Regions from separate parts of the Homo sapiens genome. Here region 1 is linked to region 2. Evidence: chromatin contacts called from ENCODE Hi-C or POLR2A ChIA-PET data. All regions are on one chromosome and are shown on one strand. Each heading gives the region's core, a stretch centred on a gene start or an enhancer-like site at or near the end of the contact. The rest is flanking DNA. Distances are from core to core; before and after follow the strand shown. Region 1 holds the start of PUS3 (pseudouridine synthase 3). Region 2 holds the start of ROBO3 (roundabout guidance receptor 3).

What was found. A loop is a pair of places that touch in the nucleus more often than their neighbours do. ChIA-PET counts read pairs that join two places held with the same protein, here RNA polymerase II (POLR2A). Pooled maps may share reads with other maps.
Region 1: a pooled map shows a loop between it and region 2 (10-fold over the local background). The contact joins the promoter of PUS3 here to the promoter of ROBO3 in region 2. A Hi-C loop is called at or near these places in 1 of 168 maps with a recorded cell type or tissue (naive thymus-derived CD4-positive, alpha-beta T cell) and 7 of 50 pooled maps. POLR2A ChIA-PET finds 5 or more read pairs at or near these places in 1 of 52 experiments (HEK293).

What each region holds. Positions count from the first base shown.
Region 1 is chr11:125,898,883-125,906,142 of GRCh38, reverse strand. PUS3 (pseudouridine synthase 3) reads left to right here and starts at 2,937. Exons shown (of 4, transcript NM_031307.4): 1 at 2,937-2,973. HYLS1 (HYLS1 centriolar and ciliogenesis associated) reads right to left here. Exons shown (of 3, transcript NM_001134793.2): 3 at 5,497-6,799. The coding sequence starts at 6,774. The coding sequence ends at 5,875. DDX25 (DEAD-box helicase 25) reads right to left here and starts at 1,635. Exons shown (of 12, transcript NM_013264.5): 1 at 1,563-1,635; 2 at 865-931; 3 at 546-590; 4 at 1-69. The coding sequence starts at 1,625.
Region 2 is chr11:124,861,016-124,867,737 of GRCh38, reverse strand. It overlaps ROBO3 (roundabout guidance receptor 3), which reads right to left and starts at 2,306. Exons shown (of 28, transcript NM_022370.4): 1 at 2,001-2,306. The coding sequence starts at 2,160. RefSeq lists enhancers at 1,314-1,990, 4,330-4,831.

The DNA of each region.
Region 1 (7,260 bases), core at 1,688-4,187, 1.0 Mb before region 2:
CACGGTGACTGGATTCTACTAAGGATTGATGGATTAACTTGTTTAAGAGTGAATTAGCTGCCAAATCCACTAGAAAAGCAAAAATAAAAAAGAGGACATCAAGCTTCCTGAATGACATCAAATAAGTTGCTCTTTCTCTTTCAGTGGTTGTATACCAAGCAATTGCACCTACGCTCATTTTTCCTCTAAAAGAGGGTTCCAGAAAGAATGATATAGCACTGAGGATTCGTTCTTTATGAGGATTCAGTTTCTTACGCTCTGTTACTTCACCATCCTCTAACTTCAAAGTAGCCTAAGTCCATCTCCATGAGACCAAATCCTTGACAGATGGAAGTTCTGAACCCAATCCCTGCATATTCCATTTCAACTTCCTTTAAATAAATACACCTTACTCCTAATTTAGTGTGTCTCCTGATAGTCACTATAAGAAAACAGAAGCAAAGACAGGCCTTTTCCAATTGAGATTATATTATTCACTCACACTATTAAAGTTATAAACGGAAACAGAATGCTAGTAGATACATGCAAATGAATTCATCTCCTACCTACATCTTCTTCATCATCTTCATTGATGTTATTAATAGAACCATCTGGAAAGGATGGAAGAGAAACAATACAAGTAAAGACAAATGCTGAGCACAAATGTAAAGCATGCTATTCAATTTTTTCTTCCTGACTCTTCAGTGTCTACTGGCAAGAAGAGTCATTTCATGGAGGAATGGACGAAACGATTGGGAAGGTAATGGAGAGTGCTGAATGTCACACTAATGAATCCGCGGTGTTTCACTTGGCAGGGACGTGATGAAAGCAAAACAATACTTTTTAATCATTGAGGTCGCTCTGCTTTGCCCTAACAGCACTCACCTATGTTTCGGACTGCAGTACTCTTAATACCCCAAAGGTTCTTCCGGGGTTGGCTGAGGTTTGAAAACTATTGAGAGACACAAATTTCAACCAATATTAGGATGCAAGCCCTCAAGCAGCCCAGTGCTTCCCTACCACAGGGGCTGGGAGGGATTCAGGGAAGGACACCCGGGTATTGCTTCCTTTGCAATATTAGGTAGCAGCAGATTCCTTTCAAGGTTGGGTTTCCTGTATGAGTTACCCTAAAATTGGAGATTTTCTGTATTCCCTGTACATGCAGTTTCTCTTTCCTAGGCCTCTAGTTTAGAGTTGGGCAGTACTTGGGGCTCACGGCACCAACAAGGGGAGGGTGGCTAGGAAAGTGCGCTGGCAAATGGATGGAAGCGAGGTGAGGCTTAATGGGCAAATGGGCAGAGTAGAAAACTCGGGGTCTAGCTGGGACTACCAGCTGCGTTCCCACCCTGGATTTCCAGGGGTCGTCATTTTTGCCCTTTCTAACCAAAGGTCTTGCCTCTCGTGGGGGTGGGGACGGGGTCTCCCTCTGTGGCCCTCTTCCAAACCCTTCCCGCATCTCCCCTCCAGCATCTGACGCCCCACTTCGAACGCTCGCGGGCTCTCCCTCCCCTCCCAGCCGATCTCCCTCTGCGAGTGGGAGCTCCACCCCCGCGGCTGTGGCCCCCCGGCTCGGTGGCGGTTACGTGGCTGTTCAGCCGCTCGCTCTCCGCCGCCCCTGCGTCGCCTCCCCACAGTAACGACGCCATGGCTGCGATTGCTGCTCCCGCCCCCAGCACGTGCTTCCACCACCGGCGCGAGGCGGTGCTGGCCCCATCCGCTGGCCAATGGGCTTCCTTAGGGGGCAGGCGTCCGCGTCCGCGCCCGCGACCACCGCGGTGCGGCGCGCAGGCGCTGGAAGGCTGGGTGGCGCGCGGAAGGGGCGGAGGGCAGAGAGCGGGGCGGGGGGCAGAGAGCGGGGCGGAGGGCAGAGAGCGGGGCGGAGGGCAGAGAGCGGGGCGAAAGGGCGCGGACCGGAGGGCAGAGGGGGCAGCTTCCGCAGAGTGGAGAGCGCCCCCCGCGCCGCCCCGCGGCCCGCCGCTCACACAGCCCTCCAGGCGGGAGCCCCCCGGACTCCCCGCCGCGCTTTACGCCCCGTGTCGGTTTCCCTGGAAATTTCCGCCTCCACATCACAAGATGTCAGAAAGGTTAGCGAATTGGTTAGCAAAGTGGAGACAAAATCTGATGAATTTGATATGACGAATGACCTCGAATGCCACAGTTGCGGAAAGGAAGCAGAACTGTTCAAGCTCTAACTGCTGTTCCTGCCCTAGATACCTGTGATGTTCCACATAGGCTTTTTAAAGCTTTTATTCTGAAATGTGGTCTCTTGTTAAAAACATTACCTTTCGGTATAACCTCTACGTCCTACATGCGTTTGCATAATCCGGTATAGATCCCTGGATCCCTGGTACTAATGATTTAATGACCGCTCAATTTGGACGAAAGAACCAAATTCCACCTCCCCCCCGCCCCCCAGTTTTCTAATTGTAATTTTGAGATTTTGATCAGCATTTCTGGAATTGGGGGCAAAAATACAAAAACCCACACGAAACTGCAGTCATGATCTCTCCGTGGTGCTGAAGCAACGCTCCCCGCTCTGTTCGGTCACTCTCAGGGCACCTAGTCGTTTGTTTTGAGATTATCATATTCATTTCAGCTTTTAATTTGAATTCTAATAGTAAATGTTTTTGTCTCTCAATGGTAACTTTCTTCTCATTTAACTAGGTATAAAATCGAGCCAAGATCTTCAATCTTTTAGTTTTCGTATAAGGATAGCAGAATTTGAAAAATTACCTTTTTTCTATTATTTTAGCGTAGCACTACAATTCCTCCTTTTATTGCTGTCCCGCCACAGGCCCAGATTCTGCCCTGTGGGCGGAGAAACGGTAGCTGGACTAGAAAACCTCAGGTAGATTCTAGCACCAAGCTCGGTTCTCAGAACTACATTTCCCACAAACTTGGACTACACCTCCCATGAGGGCTCGGGCGCCTGCGCAGAAGACGCACAGTGACAGCTTCCTTTCTCGGAAACGCGGCGCGGCCGGCTGCCGGAAAGTAAGTGTGGGATTTTTGGAGTGGGTTACTTTCTGGGTTCCACAGGGGAAGGGACAAATGGACACACTGCTGAACGGTTGTCTGTTGTCTTCTTTTTGCCCTCTTTCACATACTTTGGTCTTTTCAGGAAAGCATTGCCGTATGGAAATGAGACCTCGCTTAAGACCATGTATTTTTCTTTTGTGCCTGGTACTTTCTGGAGCTCTCGGTGGAAACTCGCCGCAGTAGGGTCGTCTTTAATTCCGTTGTGACGGGAGCTTCAGTGGTACTTGTACTGTGGAGTACAAAAGTGCTCTGCTGCCCCACTTAGAATTGGGTGCTCATAAAACAGTAGAAGTTGAGAACCCAGGAGTATGTGGGAGGCTGTGGCAGCAATTTTCAAATTATTTTGGGGATTGCCTTACATACAGACCACGATTGCTTTCTAGTGATCATAGTGCGTGTCTGCTAATCCTTTGGACAGTACTCCCTCTTCTTCCCTTTGGATTAATATAAAGTTTATCAAGAGGAATGCTATTTATGTGTTAACCCACTGGTTCCTGAGATTAGGACTTTTTTTTTTTTTTTTTTAAGACTGTCGCCCAGGCTGAGTGAAGTGGCGTGATCACTGCTCACTGCAGCCTCTACCTCCTGGGCTCAAGCGATCCTTCCACCTCAGCCTCCAACTAGCTGGGACTGCAGGCGTGCGCCATCTTGGCAGCCTAGTTTTTAATTTTTTAATTAACACACGGTCTCGCTGTGTTGCCCAGGTTGGTCTCGAACTCCTGACTTCGAGCGACCCCCCCTCCCCCCCGCCACCACCCCGTCTTGGCCTCTCAAAATGTTGGGATGACAGGCGTGAGCCACGGCGCCTGGCCCAATGTATGGAACATCTGGTGATGGCCGTTTTAGTTTGTAATTGGTGCTTAGGGGACACACGAATTCCCTCTCTGTGGTTACTTCGCAGCCCTGGCCAGGGTGTTACTTTAAACGTCTGCTTGGGAACTCCTGCACTTCACCCTGAATTAGGGTAAGGTGTGCTGGAAAAAGCACTGTAGTGTACCAAGTCCTGTTTTTGCCACAAATCTGCCTTATGACCAACTAGACTCACTCCCTGGCCTAGTTCTTTAGTTAGCACGGGAGTTGAACTTTGGAGACTTTGGTAATGTTGGACTTTGAGATCCAAATAATCACTGGAGTGTTTTGCATGTTAAAATCACCATGTAATTTTTGACCTCATAAAAAGTCGAGGTATAAATACAAATTACCTTTAATCCCACTACTCGTTAGGTTTTGATCTTTCCCTGTGTGTACTGAGATCATCCTGTATAGTTTATGATACATTCATGTCACTTAATTTCACCTTCCCATATTACTTTCCCAAGATTCCCAATGACTATTTAATATTCTAATGTCTTTAAAGACATTTACTATTCCACTGTTGGTGGACAGTTTGCAGTTTCTACTTTTTTGCGGTGAGTATATCCTACATGTACCTGAGTCATTGATTACTTCTTTTCCAGACAAATGCCTAACAAATAGAACTGGGTGAATGTGTGAATTATGTGGCTTTAAATGTTACAGGGAAAATGATTTTCGCAGATAGTAACGGTCAAGGTCATTCACCTTTATGTTAGAACTTTTTCTCTGTGAACAAGCAAACTGTACTATCATTCTTCTGGCCTCTGGTGTTAAAACTGACAACTTTCAGATTTTAGATGGTCCCCGTTGGGTCAGAAATATCAAGAACAGATAAATTACAATTTAAGGTGAGCAGAATTCCTATTTTGATCTGCACCCAAACAGGCTAGGTTCATATTGGTATTTATGTTTGCATCTGATTCCAGATGTTACTAGTTTGAATTTCTACTGGAGTAGGAATACCCTTCCAAATGATGCATAATTCCTACAAAAATCTCAGGGGCAAATTATAAAAAGAATGGTATTCCAGAAATAACAGCTGGCAGGCAAAATATTAATGAAATAATTCTGAAATAAAACAAGTTTGAATCCTGTATGTTATATGGTACTGTTTTGGGGCATTTGTTAGAAAGTATTTTAAAGCTACTTGGATTTGTTGTACACCTTTAGTAATGAGGCTATCCATGTTGTTAACCTCTCCCATCCTTTAGGACTATGTAAAAGGCAGGTTTTTGTTCCTTCTTTTTTTTTTTTTTTTTTTGAGACGGAGTCTCGCTGTCGCCCAGGCTGGAGTGCAGTGGCGCAATCTCGGCTCACTGCAGGCCCCGCCCCCTGGGGTTCACGCCATTCTCCTGCCTCAGCCTCCCGAGTAGCTGGGACTACAGGCGCCCGCCACCTCGCCCGGCTAATTTTTTGTATTTTTAGTAGAGACGGGGTTTCGCCGTGTTAGCCAGGATGGTCTCGATCTCCTGACCTCGTGATCCGCCCGCCTCAGCCTCCCAAAGTGCTGGGATTACAGGCGTGAGCCACCGCGCCCGGCTTGTTCCTTCTTTTGAGCTCTCATCATAGCCCAGGTTCAAGATCATCTTAGGCAAGTATTTCATGAAATAATGTTCAAGTTCATGAATTTCCAAAATTCTTTAATTGGTAAGTGTAATGCCCAGCAACTTAAAAAACACACACTGAAGCACAGCAACTCATATTGATAGGTAAAAAAAGTTACAGGACACAAAGGGCCCTTACTAATTTGACAAAATAGAAAGACCAGGTCTGTTGTTCTTTCTCTGATATGATTTATCTTGCAATTGCTGGATTTGAGTGGCAATTTGGAAGTATCATCTGATACCAATGTGATATATAGCTAGGAAAGACCAATGATAGGTGAAGTCCTTACCATAAAATGTTTCGAAGAGCTTCTCAAGACAGTTGTTTCTATTTAAAAGGGAAGATATAAAGAGCTAGGTTATCTCAAACAATCCTGTGAAAGAAGTTTAAAAAGATTTAAGAAGGAGAAAGAGGGAAGGGAAGCTTCCTGGGTATGACACCATTTGCAAGGTCACAACGAACACCCCAACGGAGTGCAGACCTTTTCTTCTCTGTTGGTACTAGATAATTGTTTGGGACATATATATGCTGAGGTTTGGATTGGGGTTCTGCTCGACAAAGCATCTGCTCTCGGACACCCCAGCGTAATTCCTTTCTATGATCTTCACCAGGTAAACGTATTGAGTCCCAGTCCCGTTTGTACTCAAAATACCGGGCTACCCGGTCTGTCTTGCCCCGGTTTCGGCTTAACTGGTCCAGCTTTGGGAGAATAAAGGACTTGGGTCTGCTGGCAACAATCAGGTCTTGTTCGTAAGCTGGAGAGCCCATTCCTTCTCTTTGTAGAGAGCAAATGAGCTGATCTTGAGAAATTCCTTGGTATTCATGTGGTAGGTTAAATTTTTGTGAAACATCAAATGAAGATTCCTTGTCTTCCTGGAACTGTACATTCATCAGCCTTTGTCTTAAGTCCCAGAGATCCTGATCATTTTCTGTACCAGATTCTGATTCACTGATAATCGACTCATCTGTTACTAATACTTCCCCATCTGGCTTTCTGCGCAGCACCTTTCTCTTCATCACTGGCTTTCGGAGTCTTTGGGAGGCCTCAGAGACTGTTTCTGAAGGGACATTACTTTCTACATGTGGGTACTGTAGTTGCACAGGAAGAGCAGGTCGCTTCCCTGGGGCTACTGAAGCTTTACTGTAGGGATCATATTGGATAGATTGGGCTTCTCTCCTGACATCTCCTTCACCCTGCCCTGCACAGATGTGGGTAAAAGCTGTAGCAGCTGCCAACATTCGTTCTTCTGGATCCATATTAGCCCATATTTGTCCATCAGGTAGAAGTTCTTCCATTGCTTCCCCTACACTGTAGGACCTTCTGCAAGAGATAACATTGGTCAGTTTTCTGATAATAAATTCCCAGCTCATAAATTGCTCATTCCCTTATCTCCGTTTTATAGCAGTCAAATGGAGAAAGAATGGCTAAGGCCATCATAAATTCAATACAGGGTAGTATCAGAACAGTTTAGAGGGGCATTAACTCAGTTCTAGGGAATCTATTACCTGCTTTCATTTCCACTCTTACTCCTGCTTTCTACTGTCTTGCCACCTTCAGGTCCTAAAACAGGACAGTATAGTTCTGGCATAAGAAAAGCTTGAAACTACATGATATGGGGCATACTGCTTAATGCACATTATGTAACAGGTACTTAGGGAGTACTTTATGTGCCTGCCATTGTTCTATGTGCTTTACATTTATTAATTCATGTAATTTTCAGCTGTGGGATTATCTGCTTTTCACAGATGAATAACATGAGGCACAGGGAAGTTAAATAACTT
Region 2 (6,722 bases), core at 1,057-3,556:
CCCGCCTGTGAGATTGGGTTTCATTTCCTGCCCCCCCTCTTAGAAGTTCTGTTGTAGACAAAGCTGGACAGGCTGACCCGTGCTGGCGCTGTTCTGAGTTTATTTTAATTGCCTGGAGTCAAGAAGATCGATTTCTGTCCCACTTGGGAGAGTAATTTTCTCCATCTCCTCCCTTCCAAATGGAAATCTCTGCTTTTCACCCTTCTCTTCTCCTCCATCTCCTCCCATTCCCAATTTTGGAACACCCCGTGGTGAGCAACACTGGAGTGATTGAGAGCAAGTGTTGCTGTTGAACCAACCAGGGCTGGAATCTCAGACTTTGACGCTTCCTAGCTGTAAGAACTTGGGCAAATTATTTAACTTCTCTCAGTCTCAGTTTCTTTCTTTGTGATGTGAGAGCAGTGATAGGGTTGCTCTAAGACCATAATGTATGTAAAGCCCTTGGGGGATAAACGTCACTACTCTGCCATTATTTAAGGGCTTGTGTTCCCAGCATATGCACCTTATCTTGGCTCCTACAGTCTCTACCTGAATCAAATTCTACCAGGCCCCAATATTCTTTTTTCCCCTTGGTATAGCCCTCAGGTGTAATGGAAATGGACTGATCTGTTATCGCTAGGTTTTGCTTCATGCTGCTTTTGTGACGATTAGGGCACCATTCACTCTATAAAGCGTTTTCTCGGCGGCAAAATGTGTCTGTCAACACCTTCCTTGCATACCTCACTAAGTTTCGAGCTTAGATGAGACAAAGTATGGTGAAAACACTCTGTAAACGCGCTAGGTGAGCAGAAGCGGGACTCTGCGGGGTGCCAGCGAGAAGGGATCTGTGCTTAACCTCCTGGAAATCTAGGAGGGTCAAGAGGTTGGAGAATCGGGCTCCTCCCCCATCGTCTTTCTCCCCAATCCTTCTATACGGACCACACCCTTCTGGTCGGCCTTTTCCCCCTAATTCCTGTAGACACAGCTGCAGGCGCCCTTTCCCTGGAATTTCCCCCTCTACCCTTCCCGGTCTCAGGAGATGCTTCGACTGCAGCCTAATGAATAGCTAATGGCCATGCTAATGAGGCTCTGGGGCTCCTCCCTCAGCACCTGATGTGCCCCACACATGAACACACACATATTGCCAGGGTCTCCTTTCTCTCCACCTTCGAGTCCCCAGCACAGTGCTCGTCACTAGACTCGAGTGGGTCGAGGCAGAGGGATGGGGACCGCGTGCACCTGGAGGGAACCACACGCGAAAGCGCCCGGTAAAGCGGGGGTTCCCGATGCGGCAGGCAGGGGGCGCGCTCCGGCCTCTCCGCAGGCTGGCGGCGGCCGGCTCCCGCAGCTTCCCCGCGGCGCTAGGGGAGAGCGCGCTGTCCCAGTCATTTATTAATCACCGTAATTAGCGGTAACGACCTCGCCGCCAGCTCCGCCCGCCCGCCACAGCTCTGCCGGGGTGGGCCGGCTGAGAGTCCCGCCGCTGAAAGACAAACTTCTAAGTTTCCTTAAAATGATCGCCGCCCCTATCCCCTCCGTAGCAAACACATCCAGCATTTTGGCTTCCTCTGGTCCTAAGTGAGTTCTTGGGAAACTTCGGGGTTCCGAAGACCAGCTGCCTGGGTGGGTCACCGAGTGACCTGGCTTGGCCGAGGCCGGCGGGAGACTGTGCCCCCTCCTCTGCCCTCCCTGCGCTGGGCCCGGGCCTTTCTTAGCTCGGACTTCCCTGCCCGTTACCAGCAACGGTTCTTCTCACCTGGGGTGGGCGTTGTAGGGGAAGGGAAGGAGGTGTAAAAAGACTCAGTAGCCATCTTCTCCCAAGCCCTCGACCTCCCGCGGGTACCCCCACTCATGTGCTCGAAGCTCCAAATTATCCCTTAGACCCCACGACCCAGGGAGGCGCTGGGAGGCGCCACTCAATCCCGGACCTCGGGACAGGAGCGCTTCTCCTTCCCTTCCACGCCGCCCTCTCACCTCATCCCCATCCCAGGATCCCATATCCCCAAGAGGCAGGGTCTCACCGTTGAGAGAGGGATCGCCGGGAGGCAGCAGGGTGTGGTTGAGCGCCGCCAGCGAGGAGTTGAAGCCCAAGAGCAGCTCGCTGGAGTTGGAGATGTCCCCGGCCAGAGAGTCCGCGAACAAGTTCATCTGCAGCAGCGTTTTCAGCAGGTAGCGCAGCATGGCTCGACCCAGCTGGGATCGGGACTGGGGGCTGGGGGCCCAGCCCCTGGGTCTGAGACCCGTGGGCTGGGAGCCGTAAGCCCCTCCACAGCCTCTGCGCGCTGCGGCAGCCACGGTGCCGCTCTCCTGCCGGTGCGCCTGGGTACGGTCGGTGCCTCTTCGTGCCCTCCTCCTTCCCTCGTCCTTCTCTCCACCCCCTAGTGCCGGAGTCCCCTGGGAGCTGGGCAGGCGGAAAGCAGGTGCCACGCCGATCACGGCGTAATTAAGGGATTAATCCGCCTCCCTCCACCCTCCCACCCTTACCTCTACAGTCACTATCCGAGCAGGAGACACGAGTAGCGTAGCGCGCGAGTTGGAGTCCCCGCCCCGCACCCCAAGCCCAGCGTTCCGTTCTGGACGCGGCGAGAGATTTTCCCTGTCTCAAAGCACCCAAGATGAGGGACGAGGCTCTGTCGGACTCTGCCCTTCTGCCCAACTTTAGAACAGGAATCTGTCCTCTCTTTTCCCGAACCTTTTGGAAACTGAGGCAAAGCGCAAGCAATGCTCCTTGCTGCCAAAGTTCTGGTTTCCATTCCCTCCCAAGTCTAGGGGTTTGGCGACGGAAGGGCAGGAGACTGGGGTGGTTTGCAGCAAGAGTTGGGAGTAGGCAGAGAATTCCAAGACAGGTCCACCTCTCTGCCCTCTGGTCCTTTGGTCTGCAGCCAGGAGGCCAGAGGATGGAGCGGCGCGCCCTGACCCGGGAGTCCTGCTCCAAACGCCCTAATCTAGGAGTTCCTGTAGGAGACTGAAAGCCAGGGAAACCCAGGCAACTGTCATTTATTTGAATCCTTTTACATTACCCTGCTTTGACATTTTTTATTAAATTGTTTTACGTTTTTGAGGAGACTGAAATGGAACCAAGGATTCTAGGACAAAAACAAAGATAATATTATTTTTGTAAAGGCATGTGGGATTGCTGCAAAATTAGTGCAAATCTGTTCAAATCGGATAGCAGTCGTCCTTCCTGGGGGGGGCGAAAAGAAAACCATGGGCCCCTACTCCCACCTCCCACTTCCAGTCGCGGTCTGCTTCTGACTTTTCTGGAGTTCTTTCTACCTGAAGACCCACCTCGACAAACTCACTTTCCTAGACAGGAGATGGCTTTGGGGTATCAGGGAAAGAGAGAGGCCGGGGCATTCCTAACCTGAGGTAAGGCCCTGCTGATTGAAGAGTCAGTGCCAGAGTTCTGGCTCAGCCGTCAGGTTCTGGGATGAGACAACTTTCATGGGGCGACTGCTTCTGACCCCAAAGGGGTCGAGATCAGAGGGGTGGGTGCTATACAGTCGCAGACTCTGGAGTAAGCAGAATCAAGAATTGAAATATTTCAGGCAGAGCTTGTTCAAGGGAACCCGAGACATTGTCAAGGGGTGGGGGGCTTGTTCCAAGCCTCCTTCCTCAGTCCAGGCGCCTGGCTGTGAGCCTCCAACTATGGGTGTTTAGGTGCCTTCCAACCCTAGCAGTTCTGGGCGGGACGTAGAAAGGCTGGAAGCACTAGGTGTGGGGGAGGGGGTAGGTGGGAGTGGGGGTGGGGCCGGATGGACCCCCCACCCCACCGCCACGCAGCGCCCTGGGAGCTGTCCTTTTCAGCACCTCATCTGCAGGTGCCTGACTAGGGCCCTGGAGCCCCCAGGGAAGACATAAATCCGAGCAGACCCTGAGGCTGAGGACTGGGGTAGGTGGGAGACGGGCTAGAGACACATCCTTTCAAAAGCAAGAAGATAATAAGAGATTTGACGCCCCTCCCTTCCTCGCTCCAGGGTGGTATTCAGATAAGAGAGAAAGTAAGGGATGTATTTCCCACCCGAAATCTATCCTTCAGGAATGACCAACACAGAAGTGGGTTCTAATTCTACGTTTGCCAAGTACAAGACGTCACCGCTTTGGATCTCAGTTTTCCCATCTGTTAAGGAGGAATTGGAGTGCTTGATCTACTCTGACCTGTGAGATTCGAGGCTCCGGGGCCCTTTGCTCCGCCCCCTGCTGACCGCGGTCACCTGGGTTCCATCACAGCAGAGGCTGAATCGGGATAGAAACCCCACGTCCTGGTACCAGGCCCTACTCTGGGGCGGAGGGGGCCAGAAACCCTCCCACCATGCGGCTCCTGCCCGGTCCTAATGCCCTGATTTGCTCCCGGCTGGCCTCTCCGCAAACACAGGGCCTGCCAGCGTCTAGGGGCTTGTCACCCTGTTAGCGGATTTGTTCCCGGAGACGGCGCAGTTAATTGGCCCTTTATGTGGGGATCAGGGCGTATTTGCTCAGGGTTCCCTGAGCGGAGGCGCGGCTCAACCCGTGAGCAAGGCTGCTTCACAGTCCCTGTCACGTGGGTTTGGAGGCTGGACAAATAGCCGGGCCACTCTACTTTCCAGGAATCTGCTGTCTCTCCTACACTTCACCTCGTCTGGGCTCTCTCTAATTTTCACTCTCCACTTTTTCTTGTTTCTCTCTGCTCTTTCCTTCTTTGTACTTCTCTTTATCTTGATGATACTCTCCTTTTAAACCAAACTCAGATCTAAGCCAAGAGGGCTGAGTTCTCCCAACTGGGGATATCAGAGAATAAATACCTCCCAACCATAACCTAAGTTCCCTCCCTTTTCCTTCCCATTCTCTAGTGTCCTTACGGCCCTGGGCTAGGCAGAGTGGAGCAGAGAGTGGGCAGAGAAGGCCCAGCAGAAGTCACACCTCCCAGCTCTTCTGCAGCCCTCTCCCCACCTTCTCTTCTTTACTGAGGGTCAGACAGGCAGCCTAGAAACTGGCCCTGCCCCTGTCCACATCCAGCTTCTCTCCTGGCTACCCCCATAGGCAGTTCTGAAAGGGGTTTGCCTCCTACTAGTCTCCTCACTGCCTGCTCTGCTCTCTGAAAATTACCAAGACAACTCTTTGTCCTTTTTCTGGAGTGGGTATGCAACTCTTTGCAACTATGTCCATTTCCTAATTTGTCAACTGTAAGTGCCTGTACAGCACCTAAAACACTGAGTAGATGCCCTGCAATTGGAGGAGCCTCAGCCGGGGTGCATTCATTCTGTTGACTTATAAATTTCCACCTTGGGCTGGAGAAAGAGTCAGAGTTGGGTTTAGAGACCCTCTCTTCTACCACCTCAGGAAACTACTTCTTTCCCAGAGTTTTACCAACAATATGTACAGTCCAGACTTTAGAAAGGGTAAGAAAAAGAAACAGAGGTTTTGAAGGAGATTTGGCAGAAAGAAGAGAGAGTAGCAGGAAGCAGGGAGGTTGGGGCGAGTTGAATTTGTAGAGTTAGGAGCTAAGTTTGTTCTGATAAGGTTACAGCATCTGATGGGAAGAAGTGTGTGTGTGTGTGTGTGTTTGCGTGTGTGTGCATGTGTGGGTTCACAGGTAGAGCCCTAGAAAAGAGCCCTGGGCCAGGAGTTGATGAGGTAATATAGAAGAGGAATATTTCTTTCCTATGGTGGTATTTTGGGTGGGTGGATTTGCAGAGGAACATGGGAAATGGGAAGGGCAAGTGATTATGAGTAAGGCAGGAACCCTACACAAGAGTGGTGTTTTGGGAATCATGAGCCTCTAAAGGAACTCTCCATCCCACCCCCCACTGGTGTGTGAGTGTGTGTGTGTGTGTTCACGTGCTAGGGGAGAGAACAGCTACCCCAGGCTAACTTTCTTGGCCTAGTGCCAGCATATCGGCCAGAGAATGTGGCTGGGAATTTTCAGTGGCCAAGCTGGGGCCATATGGGGAGGCTTCTTGGTGGTCTAAAGCCTGCATGCCGGCTGGTAGTGGATGAAGCTGCTGGCATGTAATTGCCCAGGAGTGCAGTCTGAAGACAACCCCCCATTACTACCACTGCCTCCCCCCAATGTACACACACACTGTCCGGTCCATTTGCATCCCCCCAGAGCCTGTAGCCTGCCATCACTCTCTGCCTGGACCCCTTCCCAGGACATTAATACATATTGAGTGTGAGATTGTGTGTGTGTGTGTGTGTGTGTGTGTGTGTGTGTGTTTGCTGGGAGGGGGACAAAGAAATAACATCTGCCCCTTACCCCCACTAGGGTATGCCTGTGAATGGCCCAGCAGGGCTGCTGGCTTCAGAGTGATGATGCCAGGGGGCAGCGACCCAGCCAGCAGGGGCCAGAGAACCAAACAGGAGGGGGAATCAGAGAGCAAAGAGCAGGCACCCAGCTGGAAAGCAGACAGCAGGAGCCTGCCCCCGGCAGGAGCCAGAGTGTGTTGGCTCAACCCCTATAGCTGCTGAGATAATAAGCCAAGGCCCCCTGCATGAAAGTCCCCCTTTCCCCACAGGGTTCCAGTGGAGGAGACTGTGGGGAGACACTTTGCAACACACTCTACCAAGACTGGAAATCTGGAGACAACTGGGCAGAAATGTTCACATCCCAATACAGATAAAACAAAGTCCAGGGAGAAAAAGAGCTTTCTTGGTTCTTTTTATAAAACTAGATACAGAGCAAGCTTCCATAAATATACACTTGGTGACTATACCTGATTAAATAGTTAGTCCTCACAACTACCCCTGCAGAGCCCACTAGCCTT